Regions from separate parts of the Mus musculus genome. Here region 2 is linked to region 1. A link is a loop called in an ENCODE intact Hi-C map of the cell type or tissue named here. Cell type or tissue: heart. All regions are shown on one strand.

What was found. Hi-C counts contacts between places; a loop is a spot of excess contacts. Peaks named below come from ENCODE experiments on the same cell type or tissue, not always from the same donor. Only the 100,000 strongest peaks of a DNase experiment are listed, where the experiment ranks them.
Region 2: it touches region 1 in a loop (4-fold over the local background); 4 of 42 quality-filtered maps call a loop at or near these places.

What each region holds. Positions count from the first base shown.
Region 1 is chr1:12,762,776-12,765,275 of GRCm38, forward strand. The region is part of intron 2 of Sulf1 (sulfatase 1); the gene reads left to right. Among named protein-coding and RNA genes, the nearest start is that of Sulf1, 72 kb to the left of the region's middle. In heart, no CTCF peak of the experiment used is centred here; DNase peaks (open chromatin) are centred at 706, 1,556 and 1,916.
Region 2 is chr1:12,833,839-12,836,338 of GRCm38, forward strand. Sulf1 (sulfatase 1) reads left to right here. Exons shown (of 22, transcript NM_001198565.1): 13 at 2,275-2,491. Among named protein-coding and RNA genes, the nearest start is that of Sulf1, 140 kb to the left of the region's middle. In heart, a CTCF peak has its summit at 944 (motif pointing left); a DNase peak (open chromatin) is centred at 2,313; H3K4me3 peaks cover 910 bases; H3K27ac peaks cover 1,185 bases.

The DNA of each region.
Region 1 (2,500 bases):
GGTGCTGGGGGTTGAATTTAAGTCCTCAGACTTGAATGGTAAGCTCTCGAAGCACTTCACTGACTGAGCTATTTCTCCAGCTCCTTCCTCCTCCTCTTCCTCATCTTCCTCTTCATCCTCCTCTCCCTACTTCTTTTTTTTTTTTTTTTTTTTTTAGATTTATTTATTGATTATGTGTAAGTACACTGTAGCTGTCTTCAGACACACCAGAAGAGGGAGTCAGATCTTGTTATGGATGGTTGTGAGCCACCATGTGGTTGCTGGGATTTGAACTCAGGACCTTTGGAAGAGCAGTCGGGTGCTCTTACCTGCTGAGCCATCTCACCAGCCCTCTCCCTACTTCTTTCTCTTCTTTTTTAGTAAAGAAAAAACAGTAGCCAGCCTGTTCAGCTTGCTCTTGTTTGGTTTGCTAGCTTATTTGTTTTTAGTTTACCTTCGTTTTCTTTTTTCTTTTAACCCTCCAACTCTTAGCAGAGGCCTTGGCTCATTCATTTTCTAATGGGATGTCAGAGAACAAAACCTTGCAGCAGGTTTGTGAACTAGGGCCGTCCACGACTCTAAAGGTTAAAGAATTCTAGCTTTAGACTGATAATACACTCAGGCCAGAACCACAGTCTGCAGATGACGCTTTCAAGAATCCACCCCAGCTTGACAGGATGTTCTGTGAGTTCTGCAAGCACTGGTCTAGGAGGGAAGGGAGGGGTGCTGAGGCATGGTGTCTTTGGAGAGAAGTTTGGAGACAAGAAGAGCAGAAATACCATCGGGTTAAAACCCCCGACCCTGGTCTTTCTCTTTGTGAGCTTAAATTCATCTCTGAAACAGAGCAGTAGCCAGCTTTAGCCCTGCAGCCAGATACCTCACACATCCAGGGCAGTCTTTAAAATGACAAAACTGGTACATCTCAAGTGAGTTCCTCCTTCTGCCCTGGCATCTCAGCTGGCACCCTACGTGCTGGACGGCTGAGAGACCACTTCTGAATCAAATGCCTTAGCCATTGCTCAGGGAGAGAGTAATTTAAAAGTTAAGAAATGGCTTTCAGAATGATTGATAATAAAACCTGACTTGCTCATTTTTCTCATTCTTTTTCTTTCTCTTCCTTCCTTTTTCTACTGAATGAAATTGTCTTGATTTTAAGGCTTAGTGAGAAAAGAAAGACTTCTAAAGATGAAGGGATCTCATGCTGTTTGAAAAAGTATTTAAATGTCCCAATCTCACAGCCTACAATGATATGCAAATAAGAAAAGATCTTGTCTTCAGGGGCTTAAAATCTGCCAAACATGAAAGACTGGGTAGTCAATTCACTTTGTTCCTTCTGATACTGAGACTGAACCCAGGGCCTGGAGCAGGCTAAGCAATTACACTGCTGCGGAGTCCTGCCCTCTCTAAAGAGTCAACTCACTTCTCAAAATAAAACTAAGATGAGAAAGTATCCCTAAAAGATGGTATATCACCATCTAGGCTAGTGTTTTATTACAGTAGTGTCCACTAAGCTAGCTTCCAGATTCCAAGTGAACTTGGGAGAGGAACGGGTTGTCCATTGGCAGAGAAACACACAGGCAGTCCCAAGAGTCCAGAGAAGGAACACGAAGTTTCTACGGAAGTGAGGTAGATACATAAGAGACAGAAAGAAGTTAAAGAAAACTTTACTAGAGTCTAAACCTTCTTGGCACACTAAAAAGAACCCAGCGTTTTAGTGGAGGTGAAATTCATTGGCTAAATATCGGGAAATTCTTTAAACCGTAAGTATTTTAACGTGAGAGCCAAGAGTGAGAAGGCATTGGATTTTGAACAGGGGAAAGCATGGTTCTGTCAGCATCGAAGAGTGCCTTAGCGCCTGGACGAGTGGAATGTTATTTGTTTTCTTTTGCCTGTTTTTTAAGGCTATGGATTGAAGCCAGGTCCTCTCCTACGCTGAGTTTCCTTCTTCTGGGCTGCACCCCTCCCCTCTGATCTACACCCGGAGCCTTCAGGAAGAAAGATACTTGGGCTCCTGATTTGAAAGGGTTGGTTCGTGATCTAGCTGCTGCGTGGGGCATGTGTTATCACATTTTGTCACGGCAAGACTGTGTGTTATAAAGGGAATGTTTGCCTCTTGGCAGCAGGAAGTAAAAGGGTTGGGATCCCAAATCACTCTATTCAAGGTCACAGTTTCAGTGACCTACCATGCTGTCACCTGTCTGTCTCCCAAAGATCCCATAACCTCTCTGAGCATGACAGCTAGTGATCAACGTCTCAACGCCTGTGGGAGACATGCAAGACCTAAGCTGGCACTAGTTATATAGTGACGCCTTCATCAGAGTCACATGCTGTGTGTTTGTATGTCAGCCTGTCTGTCTGTCTGTCTGTGTGATTTGAGACACGGTCTCACTCACTCTGAGGACTTGCTAGTCTTAAATTCACAGAGTTCTGCCTGCAGCTGCCTCTTGAATTCTGGGATAAAACGTATGTGTCATCATTACCAGCATGGTCTCTCTTAATTTAGCCAGATTATCATGAACTC
Region 2 (2,500 bases), 71 kb after region 1:
CATCTTTCCATGTACACAAACCCCAAATGTCTGTATCCTTTTCAAAGACTCAAACACCTGAGCTATTGAGACTGAAATATTTTCCTTCTGCCGATTTCCCCAGCAAAGATTCCAGCTGCAAAGAGGTCCATGAAAGACATTAAAATCACGTAGGATTCTAATCACAAGTGCCAGTATCTAGTCAAAGTTGGGACTCATTCCCAACTTTGTGACACGGCTGAGTTGGGCCTAAACAAATTTATTCATATGTTTGTTTGTTTGTTTGTTTGTTTGAGATAGAGTCTTACAGTCCAAGCTGCCTCCAGACTTGTCTCAGCTTCTTGAGTGCTGAGAATACAGGCATCAGCTACCAGATTTATTGGTTTATCTGAGTGTTAGATTCCCTGAGACTGGAGGTCCTGGTGGATGTGAGCTGCCTGGTCCAGATGGATGCTGGGAACTGACCCTGGATGTGCTAGAAGAGCAGAAAGTGCTTAGTCACTGAGCCTCCTCGCTAGCCTCTACTTAATCTTCTGCAGCTTGGTCCTCACATTGCTGTGGTCTGTGTTGCCTTTTCCTGACGTGGCTTGGTAGTTAGCTGCCTTTTCTTCAGCAACCTGCTCTTCTGTGTGAAGACCTTGAAGGTTCAAGGCACTTCAGGCCAAGCCTGAAAAGAGACGAATGTAACATGGCTTGAAATAATCATTTGGAAACAGCAGAGGTGTGGAGGCTCAGGTGGGACCATAGCGTGAGTTCTAGATGCTCAGGGCGTGGGGTCGAAAGCCCCAATGCTGCTCTGATAATTATACATATAGCACAGGCATGCGGCTCTCTTGATGAAAATGGATGTTAACCGCAGAGCCCTTGCTCACGGCGAAGGCTTGCCCATGATTTACTATGCATTTGATTTATCTGCTGACAGAACCATCACATTGCTTGGCCAAGCTTTTTTACATCAGAGACGCCTCCTGGTGGTATTGGCTTACCAGTGGGAGATATGAGCTACTCATAGACACTACTAGAGTGGGTATCCTATTCACACATGACTTCTTTAGGTTTTTGAGACAGGTTTTCTCTGTGTAGGCCTGGCTGTTCTGAAACTTACTCTGTAGACTGGTCTGGCCTTGAACTCAGAGATCCGCCTACCTCTACTTCCCAAGTGCTAGGATTAAAGTCCTTACCACCAAGACAGGACTTATCTGAAATTATGTGTGGCTCAGCCCGCATGGATATTTAGAGCATACGTATATTGTGCTGGTGTCAGCTTAGAAACCTATGCATTGAAATACACACAATAATAGCACACAGGCGACACTTGTATATGGGAGGGAGAAAAGGATACATTTAACAGTGCTAGTCCTTATCCAGGCTCACTCTGTTGTCTTGCTAACATAGCTTCAAATGAAGGCCAGGATTCTTCCTACTGACCAGTGAGTCCTTTAGGGCTTGTAAGAGAAAAACTGAAATGTAAAGAAGTTATTGGGCCTTTCGAATGGAGAGGGGCTTCTGAGAGGCCTCCCGGGGTGAAAAGACATTGTTGGAACCAGAACTGTGAACTTGCTGCATTCCCACAGCTGTGGACAAAACAGGAACTAGGAACCCCAATGCGACCCCCACTACCACCCCCGCAGAGCGCATTTTCTGGGAAGGTCGAATCAGTCTCCCTGGGACCCACCACATGCTGCGGGCGTGAAGAGTTTGTAGGAGAAGAAGGAAAATCAAAAGAAAACACGATGAGTTTGCCAATGTCTGGGATACCCAGAGTTGGCTTTGCCGGTAATGGCCTCAAATTAAATTCCTCTCCGTCTTGCTCCTCTGCCACTCTGCCCAGGCTCACTTTAGAAACCAAGAGGCAGAGAACAAAGCAGGCAAGTTTGTTTTTCCAGAACAAATGGGGCAGTTTGGGGTCCTGGTGGAAGCAGCGCTGACAGCTGGCTCCGTGTTGGGACACTAAGGGTTTTAACACGGTTCATTCAAGACTGTTTAGTCTGGGGGCGGAGGATTCATTTATCAGCGCCAGTGTCATCGAGGCAGTTCTGATTCCCAATGATTTGTCATCTGTATGTGCCTGCCACAAACGAAATAGAACTGAGCAGTTACTGCAGGGTCACTTAAAAGCCAGTCCCCTTTCATTTATGCTCCTTAATGGAATTAGCAGTGAGGGACGGGGCAGGGGTGGGGGAGGGGGGAGGTGATGATGGGGGACCGGACTGACGGACACCTAGCTACTGCTAGGGTGCTTTGTAAATAACAACTGGCTCAGCATCGCCAACTGCTTCCCGCTGGCTCTTGCAGAACTGGCAGTGCATCGAGGACACATCCGGCAAGCTCCGAATCCACAAGTGTAAGGGACCCAGCGACCTGCTCACGGTCCGTCAGAATGCACGCAACCTCTACTCTCGCGGATTGCATGACAAAGACAAAGAGTGCCATTGTAGGGACTCTGGCTATCGCTCGAGCAGAAGCCAGAGAAAGAATCAAAGGCAGTTCCTGAGGAACAAGGGAACACCAAGTAAGCTCA